Linked DNA regions of Homo sapiens: all the other regions are linked to region 1. A link is a loop called in an ENCODE intact Hi-C map of the cell type or tissue named here. Cell type or tissue: heart right ventricle. All regions are shown on one strand. Each heading gives the region's core, and the rest is flanking DNA. Links, peaks and the distances in the headings are about the cores only.

The links. Hi-C counts contacts between places; a loop is a spot of excess contacts. Peaks named below come from ENCODE experiments on the same cell type or tissue, not always from the same donor. Only the 100,000 strongest peaks of a DNase experiment are listed, where the experiment ranks them.
Region 2: it touches region 1 in a loop (4-fold over the local background); 87 of 110 quality-filtered maps call a loop at or near these places.
Region 3: a loop joins it to region 1, with 14 times the contacts of the local background. A loop is called at or near these places in 28 of 110 quality-filtered maps.
Region 4: it touches region 1 in a loop (7-fold over the local background); 92 of 110 quality-filtered maps call a loop at or near these places.

What each region holds. Positions count from the first base shown.
Region 1 is chr2:46,362,768-46,367,712 of GRCh38, reverse strand. The region is part of intron 6 of EPAS1 (endothelial PAS domain protein 1); the gene reads right to left. Among named protein-coding and RNA genes, the nearest start is that of LINC01820, 29 kb to the left of the region's middle. In heart right ventricle, for the core only: CTCF peaks have their summits at 1,208 (motif pointing right), 2,428 and 2,632 (motif pointing right); no DNase peak of the experiment used is centred there; H3K27ac peaks cover 4,000 bases.
Region 2 is chr2:46,060,296-46,065,240 of GRCh38, reverse strand. All of the region lies in intron 10 of PRKCE (protein kinase C epsilon), which reads right to left. Among named protein-coding and RNA genes, the nearest start is that of EPAS1, 230 kb to the left of the region's middle. In heart right ventricle, for the core only: CTCF peaks have their summits at 1,934 and 2,135 (motif pointing left); DNase peaks (open chromatin) are centred at 1,684 and 2,120; H3K4me3 peaks cover 507 bases; H3K27ac peaks cover 2,774 bases.
Region 3 is chr2:46,228,171-46,233,115 of GRCh38, reverse strand. No RefSeq gene overlaps it. Among named protein-coding and RNA genes, the nearest start is that of EPAS1, 67 kb to the left of the region's middle. RefSeq lists enhancers at 2,567-2,656, 3,232-4,216. In heart right ventricle, for the core only: a CTCF peak has its summit at 2,858; DNase peaks (open chromatin) are centred at 2,225 and 2,799; H3K27ac peaks cover 2,686 bases.
Region 4 is chr2:46,008,688-46,013,632 of GRCh38, reverse strand. It overlaps PRKCE (protein kinase C epsilon), which reads right to left. Exons shown (of 15, transcript NM_005400.3): 10 at 3,116-3,289. Among named protein-coding and RNA genes, the nearest start is that of EPAS1, 290 kb to the left of the region's middle. In heart right ventricle, for the core only: a CTCF peak has its summit at 2,589 (motif pointing left); no DNase peak of the experiment used is centred there; H3K27ac peaks cover 1,239 bases.

The DNA of each region.
Region 1 (4,945 bases), core at 472-4,471:
TTTCTCCAGTGAGATCCTAGCAGCTCATTTGTGCCAGCCAGCCAGTCTCAGAGCAGAAGGATCTGTCCCGTCGCTTGGCCCTGAGCAGAGAGGTCTCTGAACTCATTAGCAATGGATACATTATCTGGCAACCTGACCCTGGGGCTGGCGCCCAAGTACACCTTGGCAAAGGTGGAGACTGGGGGGAACAAGGAGACAGAACAGTGCTGGTCCTACGATCAAATGGCTTCGCTGCTGGGTCGGATGACTTTCAAGCTTAGCCTGGGAACTAGAACTGCATGAGTAAGCCCTGCTAACAATGGTCTGGCCATCTGCAGGCTCACTGACTTGCCAGATAAACTGCTTCTGTTCCTGGGCAGGTCTAGAATTTTCTAGAGACCCTCCAAAATGAGCCTACTGGCATTCTAGGAAAGATGTCTTTCTACTCTCTGAAGGAATTAAATTTCCTTTCGAGATTAGAATCTTTAAATTAAAATGTTCAAAGTAGATGTTTATTATAATCTGCCTCATAATAAAATGTTTATCTAATTAATGTATCATCCATTCAAAGGCATACAATGGGCATGTTTTGGAAGTGGAAAAACAAACCTAGATTTCAGAACTGCCAGATATCTTCCCAGTAGCAGCTTTCATTTATCTTGTCAACTAAAATAAATATTTAATGTCTTTCTTCATTCCTTTAAACAGACTACTATAAAAACTGGGAAATACACCACATCCCAAACACAATTGAAGAACATTTGAGTTGTCAAACTTCACAAAGCCAGGAAACCCCAACTTAAAGCTCATGGTCATTCGCCCCCACGTGCAGGCACGTAGACGCCAGTGGGGAGGTTAATGAACCGAGCTTGTTTATAAGGTCGCTCCTACGGCACACAAGGGCCTTCCCCGCTCATTTCCCCCAGGCTCCAGACAAGCCTTCCGAGCTGGGCTGTGATAACACAAGTTCATCTGCTCTCTCCATCAGGGGCCAGGGAACTATTTTTTTTTCTTTCTTTCTAATTAAGGACCCCTGACTCACTGGGAAAAAGAAAATCAGTTTGAGGTCACCCGTAAATTTCAAAGTCAACTCAGTAGGGCTGTTCTAAGAGAAGAGAGAAATGTACAAGGACTTAATTCACCAGATTTCAAACATAAGAACAGAGGATACTTTTTAATAATAAAGTCAAAAAACAGCAGACCAAGGATGCAGTGAGGAGAGAGATGCAGATAGATAGTCAGCCACAAGGAGGCAGAGGAAGGATGAAAGGAAATAGAAAATACAGCTTTAAAGGGGGTTGTTAAATTCTGAAGTTGGTGTTACCCCAAGTAAATACGTGGGTCAGCTCTCTGAGCACTGGACTTCAGAGTGAGATGTGCCTTCAAAATGTAAAATGAATGATTCATTGCTCTTTACTCTCAAAACTGTTTAGAAGCTCTATTCAAAATACACCACCTACAGCAGAGTGCTCGCAAAAAAATTATTCTCTTGGCTACAGCGTGAGTGCTGCCACCTCAAGTGGCAGAAAGAAATCCACCCACAGGCCTGAGAAGGCTCGCTCTTCTTCCCCGCATGTAATCGCCAGCACCCGTCCACGTGCGGTGCAGCGCCACGGTGCCTGACTTCAGATGCCACCGCCTGGAGTCACGCAAGATCTGGCTGCAGTTTTTACCCCTGTTCCCTACACGAGTAAAGGATTTGCTAGGTAAATTAATCATGTAAGCAAGATGGTGAGAGAGTATTTAAACTGTTTAAGAGGATGAAAGTTTTAAGTACTTTGTAACCACCTATTTGTTTTCCAAAGAATGTATCTGCTAATAAATACTTCAAGTCGGCTTGCTTTCCTTCCACACTCTGCCCATCGCCTCTCCTCAGCACCCCGTGATTTATCTCATTTTGGTTTCTATATGTGCTTATAAGCTTTGACACTGCGTTTCCTTACTAATATGTACGCTGTTCACTAACTCAGATTTCAGTGCCTTCGGTTGGTTTTAATATATTTTCATCTAGATTTTGTTTGCTTTAAACAGTACTTAAGCCTTGTGTTTTCCTCAAATACTACATGGTTATATGAAATCTATACAACCAGCTCTGTAATTAACGGGAAATCCATTTCTATCCTGTCTGTGGAGTGTTACAGGGTACCTGTAGGGGTAAGAGTATACATAGGAAGGTTGTGTGTGTGTTTTACCACTTATGGCTCTTTATAGTTCTCCTTACTGACATTATCTTTAGGATCCTCAACGTTTCCCTCACTTTCACCATTTTTACTTATTCTCAACTTCTTTGTAGAAAAACAATTCACCATAAATTTATCCACAGAACTTGGAATGTAGGCATCTTTATTCAACTGTAACTCCTGATATTAATATGTCCTATGTTCCCTAAATGCAATGACAAAACAGGGTTGCCCTAAAGTTCTTTACCTGTAAAAATTGTATGACCCTCTTTGTTGATTTGAAATTTTTACTGTAATTTTGAAACCTCTTCCCCTGGTGATACTGCTCCTATCCACATAATTTGGTTTTATAATTTATTTCTAAGATACAGGAAGACTCCTACAACTGACAAAATCGCAGTGGGATTATATGATAATTAGAAAGGCCTGGCCTCTATCTCCCTGACGGCTTGGCTTCCTTCACAGTTACCTCTTTCACCACTAGATGGCACCTCCACATGAATTTAAGAACCACCCTATTTTAAAGTTAAACTACTTGGGAACAACTTTTGTCTTCCTTTTGGGTAAATGGAATGTTGTATTTTGTACCATTCACTGTGGTTTCATTAAATGGCTTATGTCTCAAACTCTCAACTCCTGAAGATCAGGAATCATCTCTTTTACTTTGATGTAATGGTCTCTGGCACACAGTTACATAGCAGATGCACAGTAAATGACAGTTCGTAACTGGTTGCTCAGTATTTCGGGAAACAGAGTATATTGCCTATGTTTGAGTCGTAAATGAAGAAGAGATCATTAATTCCATTAATAATCAGGATATTTTTCTTTTACCCTGCTACTCAACTTGCTCCCCTTGTCTAGAGCAGTTGACCATAGGTACATAAATGTGACCGACATGAATTGTTATGAAATTTACTTTTAAAAGTATTTACTATTTTAAAAACAATTAATGCAGGACTTAATATGGTACTCTGATCCCTCATTAACAGGAGGACAAATGCATTTTGAACCATCTGTATTCCTTTATTCTATTTCAGATGTTTCAGAATAGGTTGTTTCAGATTCAACTGATTTGACCTGAGAGTTCAATGTAAAATTAGAGTTGTCTTTTCTCTCCCTTCTTTCCTGTCGGTTTTCATCTTTTTCTCCATGACCCTTTTTCTTTTTTTGCTTGATTGTGTCTGTGGTCTCAGTATATATAAGACAAGTACCAAACTGCTTCAAAATTGATTTTGTGGATTCTAACTGCCATACATTTTCTTCAGATTCTAACTTTTCTTGTAGGAAAACAATCCCCTTTGTGGGAATCACAGCACCTTGTGTGTCTCAGATGTCATTAAACCTAGTGAATTTCCTGATTAAAATGGAGAACCCCTCACCCCATTAGGTATCTTGGACAGGCATTGGTTTTTGCAGGATTTGTCTCTAAAGGGGAATTGAGGCGGAGAGTGTATATATGTGTGCATGTGCATATGCTTCTCCCCATCCCACCACAAAGAGTGAAAACAAAACAAGCTACCAAAACCAAAAATATCTCAGGCCTCATCAAAGCAATTAAGATATAACACTTAGGGATTAAGGACTTAAAATAGTCACTTCATCAACTGTCTAAGCCATGTCTGTGCCCTTGTTAACTAATCTGCTAATCGGTTAAACACAACTTCTGTGTGACACAGCATTCTATGTCTTTAAATGCTTCTACATGCAGCTCTCCAGCACCACTGAATTCAGACTTGGGGCCATGTAATTAGGTTTCTTGAAAGGCAAGATTTTGCTGAAAATGCAGTGTGTCTCGCAGAACTTATAAGCAATATCACCCTCTACATTATGAGTCACAAAGCCCTAAATCACGAGGCTTGATACTTCCTTTAAGCCAGAAGCTACTCTGGCTACCAGCCCTGAGCCAAACTAAGAAGTCAGCACAGCATCTTTCCCCTTTCTATGTACATTTCCTCTCCAGCCACATTTAGACATCCAATTCCTTGTGTTTCTCCCCCTCTTCTTTTGTCCAAAGGTTAGTACCTTCAGAAAATTACCTGAAACTCATTTAAACCAAGATAATGAATAAAGGATAAGGCTGAATTACCCCTTCCAGAGGATTTCTTCTCACTGTAACAAGGATCAAAATCTTAAGCTTAAAAAAAATCTCTTTTCTATTATGTAGGGATGCCAAGTTATTTTCTAGGACAGTAGGGTTTTCCCAGTGCTTATGGAGTTATGTTACGGATGTGCTTCATTCACCAGGGTGAAGCACGTATCTGACTTTCATCATCCCCAGCACTATATATGCTCCCAGGCTATATGGCTACGTCGGCTTGAGCCACTTCACCTCAAAGCCAGTGACACAGGGGCTATGCAGTGGGATTGTCCATGTTATCTCACAAGACTACTGAGGTACACAAAGCTGTGTCTTCTGCCCAGAATGTTCACCTGAATACAAAGACTGCATCTGATAAATAACCTTACCTATAACATGGATTCCTGCAGTGCCTGTCACTAAAAGTGCAATCTTCTTCTTGAACCACCATCATTATCACCACCACCACCACCACCACCACCACCACCACCACCACCACTACCACCACCACCACCACCACCACTAACAATTACAATAAATGGTGACTGTGTCGAAGTTCCAGGACGGAAGGCTTCATGCATGACATTTTCTCCCTATGAGGTTAGAGCATTTCTTTCTACTTATATAACTACCCACTAGCTCCAAAGGCTGTGAATCCTGGCCCTACTGTGGTCAGAACTGAAGGACAGGAATGACTCAAGGATACTTT
Region 2 (4,945 bases), core at 414-4,413, 300 kb after region 1:
CAAGATACAGGTCTTGAACAGTCATTTTCCCCTTTTCTCTTAATAGCAGGCTTTTAGGTTTAAACTATCCAGAAATTACATTACCACCCATGTCTCCTCCTCCTTTACCTGTTTGCAGAAAAGAAGCTTGGTAAATTATTATCGTATAATCTGTGATGCCAGCGCTGAAGTGTGGAATAATTTAAATATTTTGAAGGGTCGAGGATGTACAGGGTCAAATAACTTAAGAGCATGGCTTCTCAAGCTAGAACATGAAAAATTTCTCTTCTTCTAGTTGAAAATGGGGAGCCACATCTACAGAAAGCTTGGGCTTGGTGTTGGCAACAATGGGGCCTCCCCTTTCCCACTGCCCCAGTCCTTTTCTCCCCACACCCACATGAAAGGACGATACATTCCACAGGCCATGGATGAGCATCAAGTAGCAAAATTCTATAAGACTAAGAATCCCCCAGAAAGAGCCCAAGAGAATTACCAAAAAAACTTCTGTAATTTTGCCTCCAGTCCTAGTTTATTATATGTTACCAGTTTTAGGCCAATGAGGCATTTTCCAACTTCCCTAGTTCGTACTGTCACCAAAATCAGAGTCTAACTATGCTTAGAAAATGCTTCTTTGTATCTCCCTAATTCTTCTTCTATCTAATCTACAAAGGAGATAATATTCAGTCAGACTCTGCTTCTGGTGCAAGCTGCTGATGAAAATCTAAATCCCTCATGCTATGATTTAAGCAGTTATTGCCAAGACTGTCCTTTCTATTACCATCTAATATCATTTATTAAAGAAACCATTAGTGCAAGGAAATCTGATTAATTTGGGATTGCCAATTACTGAGAAGTGAATCATTAACAAATTCATATGAACTTCATTTGCAAATAGAGAACTTTTGAGTGTCGAAGGAGAACGACTATATTTTTAAGGGCAGTTAACAATTTTCTTTTTCTTTTTTTTTTTTTTTTTTTTTTGAGACAGAGTCTCACTCTGTCACCCAGGTGGAATGCAGTGGTATGATCTTGGCTCACTTCAACCTCCACCTCCCAGGTTCAAGCGATTCTCCTGCCTCAGCCTCCTGAGTAGCTGGGATTACAGGCACGTGTCACCATGCCTGGCTAATTTTTGTATTTTTAGTAGATACAGGGTTTCACCATGTTGGCCAGGCTGGTCTTGAACTCCTGACCTCAAGTGATCCGCCCACCTCGGCCTCCCAAAGTGCTGGGATTACAGGTGTGAGCCACTGTGCCCGACCAGTTAACCATTTTCATAGACAGTAAAATACTGTTAGCAAATGAAAGATGTGAGGCCTAACACCTGATGATAGTCAACAACTCTTCGGGCTCAGAGAGGACTGGAATTCTGTGAAGTCATTAGAAATGAATACTCCACCCTTCTCTCAGGTTATTGAATAATCTGTATCTTAAATGACTTTGATAGGAAAATGCTACTCCAATTTAGCCAGAAGAGGAGTCGCTGGTAAGGAGTTGCTGGTAAGGATTTTTACCCCAGAAGGAAGTGGCGATTGGTCTAGCAAAACACTGTAAATCTTTTCCTGCCCCTTGCAAGATGGTCACAGTTGCGGAATTCTCTGCCCTGGGAGCATGCTTGACTTCCATTTTCAAATACAAGGGAAAACAAACAAACTCGAGCTGCTTCACAGAGCCTCAAATAGCTTTTTCCAAAGATGGGCGCCATCCCCCATCAGGTGGGTTTTTGAGGGCCCAGACCACAGAAACCATCTGGGAGTCTGTGCTCAAAAGTTCAGAACAATCCAGAAATTATTTCAGCTGTTTTCATTTTATAAATAAAACAAAAACACCAAGTAGGAACAAACAAACACATGCTTCCATGCGTCTATTTTTAAAAGAAAAGACAGCTCCGCCCCGACTTTTTTTTTTTTTTTCTGTTCAACTTCAGGCTCTTACACATAAAAGTATAACACAATGCTGGAAACTGAAGCAGTTCCAAATTTTCTCCTCCTAGAATATCACCTAGCTATCTAAGCCTAAAGCATTTTAGGTCCTTTGTCTCCTCTTTCTGGCCCTGGATCAACGGAACATAATAACCAGTTGCTATTTCATCAACATCCCCAGGGTCCAACCTTGGCCCACTCAGCTCTGCCTTTCCAACAATCATCGCCCTCTCGTGGCAAAAGCTGTTAACTGCAAGCTACTTAGCAAGTTGACTGCAGATGGAGAATAAAATGATCAGCTTGCCCACTCTGCTTTCTTTCGTGATTTCTAAGAATGCACTTAAAATGAGAAAACTGGAAGATTTGTATGTAATTGATTTAAGTGTAGGAAAACCTACATTAATAAGCTGAGGCCGGGCGCAGTGGCCCATGCCTGTAATCCCAGCATTTTGGGAAGCTGAGGTGGGAGGATCACTTGAGCCCAGGAGTTTGAGACCAGCCTGGCCAACATAGCGAAACAACGTCTCCACTGTAACTACTCAGGAGGCTGAGGCAGGAGAATCGCTTGAACCCCGGAGGCGGAGGTTGCAGTGAGCTGAGATGGTGCCACTGCACTCCAGCCTGGGCCACTGAGCGAGACCATCTCAAAAAAAAAAAAAAAAAAAAAAAAAGGCTGAGCTTTTATACCCTTCAACTCCTACTTAAAAGAATATTGGGGGTGAAGTGGGGGAGGGTTGGTCAATGCATAAACACAGAAAGCAGATTGTTACTGCATTGCAAAGAGCCCCTTAGGTATCACTCTGTCGAACTCTCCTATTTACCTATTAGTCTTCATAGTTTGTGTCTAGTCCTAATCCCCGGGGATGGTTTTAGAATCACAAAAGAGTGTTCTTGGCACACTGGGCTTCTCATGGCTTCCTAAGGGGCACACTTTGAAAGAGAGTCTGACTAATTTGAGTAGGACATATCTGCCCAGGGAGCACCCACAGGGATGACCTGTCACCAGAACACACAAACGACCTCATGCACCGGGCCAGATTTTGTTTCTGAAAGGCTAAAACCCTATCCTCAACAAAAGAGTAGGGGACATGTCTATCGTATTCATTCCCATGCCCCCAGCATCTGACACAGGGCTTTATATCCAGCAGGAGGGCAAGAAATACTTAATGTATGCATGAGGCTGGGTGTGGTGGCTCACGCCTGTAATCCCAGCACTTTGGGAGGCTGAAGCAGGTGGATCACCTAAGGTTAGGAGTTTGAGACCAGCCTGACCAACATGGCGAAACCCTGTCTCTACTAAAAGTACAAAATTAGCCGGGCGTGGTGGCACTTGCCTGTAATCCCAGCTACTTGGGAGGCTGACACACTAGGATCTCTTGAACCCGAACCCGGGAGGCGGAGGTTGTAGTGAGCCGAGATTGTGCCACTGCACTCCTCCTGGGCGACAGAACGAGACTGTTGCAAAAAAAAAAAAAAAAAAGAAAAAGAAAAGAAAAGAAAAGAAAAGAAAAGAAATACTTAACGTATGCATGAGTGACAGCGAGATGCTGAATGGGTCTTCAGGAAAGCAAACACCGTGCTCATCTCCAGGGTACTTTGATTTCCAGTCCTGATTTCTCCCAGGAACTAGGGGATTTAAAATGCTACTCCGGGAATCCTTACAGATACCAAGGAGGTGGCTTGGGGGTTGGCCCCCAGCTCACTTCAGTAAAGGGAGGATTCCTCTTTCATAAGTTTATATATTGAGCTTCTCTGCAGGATTCATATTAAGGAAGGATTCTATTACTAAAATAGCCAGAAATGACTGCTCTAGGTCATTGGCCCCAGCACAGTAACAACGGACTTGAGAGAAATGGTTCTTCTCTCACCCAGAGAAAACAACGATAACTAAATTATAGGGGGGAAAAAAAAGAATAAAAAATTGTTAAAGGCCAGGCACCATGGCTCACGCCTGTAACCCCAACCCTTTGGGAGGCTGAGGCAGGCAGATTGCTCGAGCCCAGGAGTTTTGAGACCAGCCTGAGCAACATGGTAAAACCCCATCTCTATAAAGAATACAAAAATTAGCTGGGCATGGTGGGGCACACCTGTAGTCCCAGCTACTCAGGGGGCTGAGGTGGGTGAATCACCTGAGCCTGGGCATTTGAGGCTGCAGCGAGCCCTGATCATGCCACTGCATTCCAGCCTGGGTAATAGGAGTAAGACCCTGTCTCAAAAAAAAAAAAAAAAAAAAAAGGAAAAAAAAGAAGAAAAGAAAATCATTAAAGACAAAAAATCTGGCCGGACGCAGTTGCTCACTCCTGTAATCCCAGCACTTTGGGAGGTGGAGGTGGGCGAATCACTTGAGGTCGGGAGTTCAAGACCAGCCTAGCCAACATGACAAAACCCTGTCTCTACTAAAATTACAAAAATGAGCCAGGTGTGGTGGCGTGCGCCTGCGGTCCCAGCTACTCAGGAGGCTGAGGCAGGAGAATCACTTGAACCTAGGAGGCAGAGGTTGCAATGAGCTGATATCGTGCCACTGCACTACAGCCTGGGTGACACAGTGAGACTCTGTCTCAAAAACAAAAAACAAAAAAACAAAAAAAAAAAAAAGGAGAGAGAAAAAAATCTGACTATAAGATTGACAGAACTAGACAATTTCTTTGGGTGAGTGGGATGGACGCACAGGTGCATACAGCAACGGGAAGGGGAGGAGGGGTGTCTTATAATCACACAGAACTCTTCCGGGACCCTTTTCCCACTGGAACTCAGTGGTCCTGGAGGGAAGGACTGCTTTGGGAGCTAACAAGATTGGGTACTGTTTTCCTTCTCTGGTCTTTCCCCTCTCCTTCTGGATGACAGCTCCGTGTTGATGAGTGTGTGTGGTGCCCAGGAGCAGGAGAGCTCCCAGACAACTCACTTAACCCTCACTGCTTTGCCTGCCTCCGGTGTCATCACGAAGGTATTGTAAAACCATGGGCAGGGTCTTCTCTCTTGTGCAGGTTCTTGGGCTGCCCGGGCAGTGCCCAGGAGGAAGGGCTGTCTGACCTGACGTATGGAGA
Region 3 (4,945 bases), core at 566-4,565, 130 kb after region 1:
GAATTGAGATGCTGGAGCTGAGTCAGAGGATGGGCAAACTTCAAGGACGTGAGGGAGAGCACGCTGGAGCTGTCCACGCCTCCCACCCCACCCAGTCCACAGCAGCAGCCCAGCCACATCCCAGGCTGCCCTGGCAGACCCTCCATGCAGAGCCCTGACCACACAGGTTCCTGGGTGGCCCACCCTGCCCCCACAGCCAGGTGGCCACTGGGACAGAGGCAGGACCCTAGACCTGACTGAGGAGGAGCTGGTGCAGGGTGAAATGGGGGTGGAGGGGCAGTATTTGAGCCCCCAGCATTTAAAAATCCGTTATTAGTGTTTAAAACATTTAAAAGATGCATCTAAGAAAATAGAGAATTAATTTTGGGATCATCTGTTGTGCTGATTTTTCCAGATCATTTATTCATTTATCTAACAAAATATTGAACTGAAAGCCTATTATGCAGGGCTCTGTATTAGGCACTTGGACTCTCTATACAAAGATGTATAAAATAGTCTCCACTTCCATGATGTTTACAGCCCAATTAAGGAGATAGATCAGTAACAACTCACAATAATAACAGAAAGAAGGGGCCCTGTGCAGTGGTTCACGCCTGTAATCCCAGCACTTTCAGGAGGCTGAGGCGGGTGGATCACATGAGGTCAGGAATTCAAGACTAGCCCGACCAAAACGGTGAAACCCCATCTCTACTAAAAATTCAAAGATTAGTCAGGCGTAGTGGTGGGTACCTGTAATCCCAGCTACTTGGGAGGCTGAAGCAGGAGAATTACCTGAACCTGGGAGGTGGAGGTTGCAGTGAGCTGAGATCGAGCCACTGCACTCCAGCCTGGGCAACAGAGGGAGATTACATCTCAATAATAATAATAACAGAAAGAAGGAAATCAGTGCTAACAAAAGGTTATAAGCACTAGCAACACGGGCCCAGAGTGAGGGGTTCATTCTAGCTGGAGGGGTTTAGGGAAGGCTTCCTGGGAGGGAAAGGGAAGGAGGGGCAGCACTTATCTGAGCTTGAAAGCTAAGTGTACCTGGTGAGAGGAATGGCATAAGCAAAGACTGTGTGGGCTCAGCAGCTGGACCTCTGGGGACGGTGCCTTGGAGCCTGGCTGATGAACGGGGTAGGCCAGGTCTTGGAACACCTGCCCATTCACCCCAGAACAAGAAGACCAGCTTCAGAAACCACGTGACCCCACCTCCTAGCTCTCAGTTGATTAGGTCAGCCTGGGTACCTCTGTTTTCCTTTGCGGCCAGGCAAGAACATTCGGCCCAAAGGAATATTGGCACTAATTGGATCAATAGATCCTTCCCCTGGGGGATTGTAAGTGGAGACATAGAAAAAGACAGGTAGCTGGCTGGTGTTGAGAGTAGAAGGAAAAAAGCAAAGAGAGCAGCAGAGGGCTGTGTGTCCTTCTGTGAGAGTAGAGCACAGAGCTGAGGAGGTAACAGGGTGGCCCTACCTCTGAGCCCCTCATCTGTACCCCAGTCTCCACAAGCCCTGACCCTGCTCTTCTCCTTGCTCTTTCTTGGTGGCGCTTCCTGGCCTTTGCCTAGCCACAGTGTTGACTAGGTCTAGCCACACGGTTGACTTCCCTGTGCATCCTCACCTGGCCTCCCCAACTCACTGCAGAAAGCAACTTGGTCTTTACAGTTAGCTCCATAAGGAACCAACGCCTTGAAGGGCAGGCTGGGAGCTGGAGTTCTAGTTCATGGCTAGTGGGATACTTAGAAAATTTCTGAGCCGTTTAGGAATGTCTCTGGCAGCAGAATGGAGAAGGGGATAGAGCAGAGCCAGCCTGGGGTTAGGACAGTGGTCAGGAGGAGCTCCCGGGCCCCAGAGGAGAGGATCTGAAGGGGAATTGGGACAGCAGCTGTGGGGTGTGTCACATAAGAGGAAACCAAATAGCCAATCAACAGGTGAAAAGGTGCTTCACAGGCCCAGTTCTAATATCTGTGAGGCTCAGAGCCCCTAAGTCTAGTGATAGCCCAATTCACATCTTAATATTTCAAAATTATTGAGTTAACAATCATTAAGTAAAGTACATTCTATCCTTCTAATTTTGCAAATACACATTCATTATGACCTGGAAGGCCAGGTTGAAATTCAGAACATTCGGTTCCTGGGAGTTCCATGCCTGAATGTGGTGGTTCAGGAAAAGCAGGTCCCCAGCCCCCAGCCTCCATCCCACCCGCCTTTACTTCCTGTCCCCAGCAACATCCTGTCCTGCAGAGGACCTCACACTCATGCCAGGGGACACTCCAGCTTACATGTCCAAGCTCCACCCTCCCCCCAGCAAACTACTGCCCCATGGCTGCTCTCCAAACTGGAGATGATGGGGATGCTTGTTACCACTTACCCTAAGAAACAGGCCTGGGGGAGCAGCCCATGCAACCTGGTTTGGGAACATCTGGGCAAGGAATTCCAGAGTCCTGAGCACCAGCTTCATCCCTGACTAACTGGATAACTCAACCTCCATGAGCCTCAGTTTGGTCACCTCTAAAGACTCCATAAAATGTCCTCTACTAGGTTACAATATTATGAGGTAAAAACATTACATAACTCTAAGTCCAGATGTTAGCCCAGTGCATTTAACTGGGCTGCGTGCTAACCTGACAGCTTGACCCAGGCTGCGGGATGTCACCAGGTATAGGGGTCAAGCTGAGACAGGGCTGGGCTCCAGTGGAACCCTCCTGCTGCCCTGCTGGGGAAGGGGAGGAAGTGGCTAACCAGCACCAGCCACAGCCCCAGGGCCAGGTGAGCAGGAGCCTTGACTCTGTCCCCTGGGCCTCCTCTGGCCTCAGAGCGATCCCTGCCTTGGCGGGGAGGCCTGCCTGGGCACTCGGAGCTCTGGCACCACCCTGAGTTGGGTAACAGTATTCCTGCCTCGCAGCTGTGTCTGCCCACTGGGCTGGCTTGCAGCTTGGGGAGGCTGGTGTGTGTGCCAGAAACAGGGAGACCTATTTTTGCCCCAGCCACAGGCCCATGGCCAGAAAAAAAGTTAAATAAAGATGATTTTGTTTTTTCTTGGTGTATAGAGTGCAACTCACTTACTTTTTAACAGACAAGATCAAAGGATCTCTTCAGTAAGAATAATGAATCGTAAATGAATGCAGGTCTACAATGAGACCAGCAAAATGGGGAACTAGAAGGGAGGAAAAGGGGAGGGAGAGAGAGTGAGGGAGAGCTGGAGGGAGAAAGACAGGTGGATAGAGACAGGAAAAACTGGAGTGAGAAAGAAAATCCAGTATCAATAAGCATCAATACCCTGAAGGGGTGATGAGAAAGAGAGAGACAGATACCAAGAGAGACAGACGGATGGAAAAAGAACAAAGACTCAGTGGGGTTTTCGGACTGCAGCAAAGGAGGTGGTGAGATGACGCATATTCGGATGTGACTTCATCCTGGTTAACCATTATTCAAGCTCTTCAATTGTTGCACTCTACGAACCCACAGGGAGTCCATTCTCAGTGAACTAACACAAGCAGGCCATAGCAGAGGAAGCTATTCCATTACCACAAGTGCTGTCTCAAGCCAAGGGGGCACATTTACCTGGAACATCCCTGTCATGTCCTTGAATGAGGGCAGGGGAAGGGTTAACCTGCAGCAGACTCTGGTAGACAGCTTCCATCCCACCTAGTGGTGAGGATAATCAGAGAAGGAAAGAAATCTCCTTCCATATAGCTTTTCAGAACAGCAGGGTCCCAGCTCCAGCCAGGGAAGGCTGCGCACCCGGGCCCAGTGAACTTGAACCAATTGTTTCACAAGATGAGATCTGACAAGCACCAGGGAGACAGCCCTACCCCAAAATATCTTTCCCACTGCCTGTCAGGACTTTGGCCTCCATTGCAAGGTAACAACCTCAGTCAGGGTAGGAGTCAGGAAGCCCAGCGGGGAGTCCCCAGCAGAGCTTTCCATGCCCGGATTCCCCATCTTAAGTGGGGATAACATTCCTTTCCTGCTCATTTCCCAGGGCGGTTATGAGAACCAGTTTGTCAATGGATATGCAAGATCATGGCTTGAGTTTGAATCCTGGCTCTGGTATAACTGGCTGGGTGGTGATTCTCGTCCTATGTTCTGCCACCTATAATAAGAAAAAAACAAGGTTGTTGTGATAATGAAGAAAAGTAATGTTTGTAATGATCTGGTACCAGCTGGTGGCCATAGAAATTACTTAGGTATTGGCCAGGCATGGTGGCTAACACTTGTAATCCCAGCACTTTGGGAGGCCTAGGCAGGAGGATCACTTGAGCCCAGGAGTTTGAGACCAGCCTGGGAAACATGATGAGACCCTGTCTCTATTAAAAAAAAAAAAAAAAGCCAGGTGTGGTGGCACACCTGTAGTTCCGCCTATTCTGGAGGCTGAGGTGCAAGGATTGCCTGAGCCCGGGAGGTCAAGGCTGCAGTGAGCTGTGATCATAGCACTGCACTCTAACTTGAGTAAAAGAGTGAGGTTCAAAAAAAATTACTTAGGTACTTTCCCTAAAAGTAAATCTATTTAGCTAAAATTATTGGTATTTCTGTGTATAGAGAACCATCTCACCCTCTGGACCCAAATGCATCTATTCTGGAGGGAAGCACACACCTAACCTGTCATTAACATCTTTTTCAAACATTTTCCAATAGGATAGGTAGCTGAGAGCAAGTTTCTGATGGTCTGCTATCTCACAGCAGAGGTAAGACTTGATAAAGAAAGAGGGGTGAGAAATTGCTCCACAGTTGGGGCACTGCCTGGGTTCCACCCAGCAATCAATCAATTCTCTGCCTGGTAAATTCTCACATGTTCTTGAAGACTCGATCCAGGTGTCACTTGTCAGTGATGCCTTCTCTAGTCAGACATTTTGACTCCTGTGAGTCCCACCAGTCTTTGTCTATAACCATTATATTGTATTTCTCACGTTTTACTGTAATTGCCTCTCCTATCAAACTGTGAGTTCTTTGAGAACGGGGAC
Region 4 (4,945 bases), core at 600-4,599, 350 kb after region 1:
TTAGTGGAAACCAGGTTTAAGGTGGCTCAGAGGAACTGTCCTTTGTTTTCAGGAAAAGTGAAACTCAATCAAGACTGAATTCTGTGGCTACCAAACCCAGCTGCTATTCCCAAATCCTGTCCAAATCCTCTCTACCTTTCAAAGCCTGGCTTGATCGCACTTCTTCCACTAGATCGTAGGGAAGACCCCCTCCCCTGAGTCTTCTTGGTTTGAATACTCCCATCTAGAACATAACTATTCAATGCTGTTTGCTACTCCCTCTTAGCTTGTGGAATTTAGAATAACCTCCCAATCTATTATCAGTGAATCCTTCCACGTGAGAACTGTCTTCCTTTGGTTAATAACCCCAGCATCTACCTCAGAGTCAGGTGAATAATAGCTACTCTTTAAAACTATGATAAACTGTTGGTTTGTCATAGGGAAAGTCACATTTTTAAAAAGTTAAGTTGAAGGTTTATAAGCTGATTCTTCATCAGGTTCCTTTCATAAGTAAGTTAAGATCCTTCTATGAGGTTAAAATATGATTCAGTTTAGAAAAATTCAGTGAATATGCATCTGTTACATAAAGCTAAGTATTCTATGAAACTGAGGTGGCATGAGAGAGTTGGTGCAAAGCTGCTCCTGTGACTGTGGCTGCCTGACAGTGGCCTGAGAAAAGATAGTAAATATCTGAACTACAGAGGAAGCTCCTTCTCTGCCCATCCTCACCCTACAGCCATCCATGACAACATCCATGTTAGCTTGATCACTGTTCTGCCATAAAAGAAATCCCTGGTGTTATTCAACACCATTTTGTGCTCCAAAAGCTGCCATATGATGAGGAATCCTTAGCCTTGTTATTCTACAACGCACAAAGGAGAACACTGCTGACATTGAAGACATCCATTCCCACTCCCTCACTCATTCACCAAGCTGACCTTCAACGTGGCTTCCCATGATCCACCACGTACAGGGGCTCCATAGAGCCCTCACAACTAAACTGGACCCCTCCTAGGATGTTGGGCTTCTTGATAATGGTGTAAAGAAAACTTGCCAGAGTGGCTCCCTGCCTGGAAAGCCACCTCAGATAGTGAGAGGGAGGGCTACCTGCTGGGGACAGGGGGAAGTGGGAGGGTTCCTCCAACAGAAGGGACCCTGTGCTGGATCAGGCACAAGAAACTAGCAATGTGAATCAGAGCAAGGCCCCACTACCTTGGGAGTCCCTGAGACTAGATGAGATGCCAGGTCTGACTCTGCCAAGATGGAGTGCCTATGAGCAAAATAGTTTTACTTCTCTGAAACCCAATTTTCTCACTGGTACCAAAAGGAAAGAAAAGAAAAAAAAAAAGGAAAAGAAAAGAAAGGAAAAGAGAGAGAGATAAAGAAAGATAAGGTGACTTTGAAAAAATCTTCCAAGTCTTTGATTCTGTCCGTGGGTACCTGTCAAGTGTGAGGCCCTGTGATAGGCACCATGGAAAATACAAAATATGATACATTTCTCATGAATCTAAAATTATGCTCTAGTGGAAAAAAGAAGAAAGTTAACTCCATCACTGAGTCTCTATTATTCAGGATTCTGTACACACACAAACCCATAAATATTAGGCATTACACAACACACATGAAAAATGAGAAGAGTTAGTAATTCTTATACTTGTGCAGAAAAAGGGATAGATTCCTATTAAATAGTGGTCTCTGAGGAAAGTTTCGTAGACAAAGAAATATGTGTCCATCTTGAAAGATAAGCAGAATGATTTCCAGATTTTCAGACGATATTTCTTATTCTCCTGAGAGATCAGAAGGATAGGAAAAATTCCACTGGATCAGGGTTCCTCAGTATGGAATGGGCATTGTGTGTGTGTGGGTGCATGTGTATGTGTGTGTAAGAGAGAGATGGGGGACCCTGGGATCAAATAAGTTCGGAAAAGTAGATTAAACAAAGGTAATTTTGTTTTCATTGCAGGTCTCCTCAAGGATGCTAATAAACATACGTGTGTTGAGACTAAGAGAGGTTACGTTTGCAGTGACTCCAACTATGGGTCACAGAGTCCTTTCTTCTTACAGCTGCTCAAGTGATTGGGGTTCTGAGAAATCCTCTCTGGGAAACGGTGTACCAAAGATAATGTAAACTCCATGAGGTCAGGGACTAGTCTAGTTCACCACTGTATCTCCAGCACCTGGCATGGCATCAGATACACGGGAAGGATATAATGAAATATAATAAAAGAAAAGTTTGCCAAATGACTCAATGAATAACTATTGAATTTTAAGTGGAAAAACTGGCATTCAAAATGACATGGAGATGAGAATACACCCAGAAGCAAGGTATCACCTCTCCATGATGTCACCCTCAGGGTCTGGGTTCCACATAAGCCACAGCTAGGAGTTTCAGGTGATGTCTGTCTTTGCCTTCTCAAGAAGCAAAATACTACAAACATCCATAATGATCCTAAAAGACTTTAACTCCTCCCAACCCCTCAAAAAGGATAACAAAATTAGAGCTTCATGAAGAACATTGCTGTTTCTTTACTAAAAACAGGTAACAAATTAGTTAATAATACTCGAGTCAGACTCTACCATGGAGTTATGGATTATCTTTGTTTCTTTACTGCCACCTTCTGGTTCCCAGACACCTATGCGGTAAATTAAAAATGCTGCCTTATATTTGTGTTTCACTATGAAATTTTAAGCATTTGTTCACATCCTTTATTTCAGATGACATTACACAGATTAGAAGAGATTAAGGTGGCCTTTACTCTTTTTCATATGACATGAAAATAACTTAGAAGTTAAGTGATTTGATTAGTGATAGAAAGTTAGGAGCAGAGCAAGGACTAACCACACTTGTTGGTTTTTCCAATGAGCAAACAGTGAGTTTAGCCATTTGGCTTTGTCCAACTCTGGCTGCAAAGAATTCTACAGCTCTCTCATCCCTTCACAAGCACAACCTTGAATGGAAAATCCTGTGCCCTAAAAAAGAAGATGCTGTTCAAATACATCCTGATCTTTTCAAGGGTAAAACCCATCCCACTTTACAAAGTCTTTGAGAGAACAATGTAGAGGGTCTAAAATTGGTATTTTATCTGATAGTCAAGATGCCCCAACATGGCAGCCAGCCAGCTTCTTCCTAACATACCTTGGTCTGGAAGCAGCAGTAGAGTTGGGTAAGGTACGGGTGTTTCCGTGCCAGAGCCAAAATCCTCTTCTCTGTCATTGTGCAGTCCACGTCATCATCCTGAAGGATGACGTCCTTCTTTAAGACCTTCACAGCATATACTTCATCTTTGCCCTTGAGTTCTGCCAACATGACCTGCAATCAATCAATTGCCTCCATCAATCTATGCATGTATGGAATAAAAAGAAGAAGTGTAAGCTAATACCAAATACTTCAAAAACGAATTCTGTTTTTTCTTTAATTTTAAATATTATAACAAGCCTGGTGTGGTGGCATGCACCCAAGATACTTGGGAGGCTGAGGTAGAAGGATCATTTGAGCCCAGGAGTTACAGATCAGCATGGGCAACATAGCAAGACCCCCTCTCAAGATGTATACATAATGTTTAAGAAAACTTCCTATTCTACAATTACTACCGTTCTACAGTTACTACATTCTAATAGTTACTACAATTTATTTATTTTTGATCTCTGGCACAATGCCCAGGCATAGAAAAGAGAAGTTCAATGCACATCTGTTGAATGGTTATTCATATGTTTATATGTGTTTGTCATACTTACAATTACAGTACACCAACTATTTTTACAGTTACAGTACAGTAAAATAATGTAACTATTTTTAACTGAACATTATCTTACAGACATTCTCCATATGGTCTCCATTATTATCACGGTTGCTTATACTCAATTCAAGTAAATATAATTTATTTAACCATTTCCCTCAAATTAGGCACTTCAGTTATATCTAATCATTAAGTATTATATAAGTTGCATTGAGTATTTTTGTACACAATTAAAACAATTTCTCTTGGATTACATTTGTAAGATGGAAACCCTCATAAGTAGATTAAAGGGTGAAGCATTTTGCACATTTCCTATTTTCAGAAAGGATGTGTGATACAATGTGCCACTAGCAATGTAGAAGTGTTGGAGTTTCATGGTGACTTACCAATACTGAGTAGTTTCACTTAAAAAGTATTTTTGCTCACTTAATAGGTGTGAAATGTTACCTTGATGCTATTTTTACTTAAAATGAAACTTTAAAATTAACTGTTTTCTGACTGTATTTCTTTTCGTGTAAATTATTCACGTCTCCTTTGTCTAATTATGCTGCTATCATATTAATTTCTTACAAATTTATACACATGTGATATATAAAGATACTAACCCTTTACTTTCTGTAAAAGGTTTTCTAAGCCTGTTTTATAATTTTCTGTTATTTTATTCTATTGAAAAGAATCATGTATCTTTATGTAGTTGAATCTGTCCTTGTTTGCCTTTATGGTTTCTTTTATAACTCTGAAGCTGGAAACGTGATTCCTTTTCAAGAGAGCTAATTAACAGTTCTATGTTCTTAAAGTGTTCCTATCATTTGATATTTTTGCACTCATTTACCTACAAACGTCACAAGCCTTTCTCTTCTTAAATAAGTAACTCCTAAGTACAGTATTCCAATGTAAGTCATCAAAGCTAAAAAGCAGCCATCAGAAACTTAATGAGGGAATTCATGATGTTAACCTGAAGACTTTTTGTCGCCCGCGTATTTTACAGACTCTTTAAAACTGGCTCAAACTTTGGCTGTGATTTTTCCTAAGAGATAACCTAAATGCTCCAAAGTCATCTAAGTTCCCATTCTGCCTACACTATATGAAAACCTAGAATCTCGGAGTCTTGCTCAAAATTAGACCACATCCTGTTCAGGTCCCAGAGTTATGCCTAACCAGAGGACCTCTTTTTATTTAGTCAGTCTCTAAAGAATGTAATTGCTTCAGCTTTTGCCATTTAAGTAAAC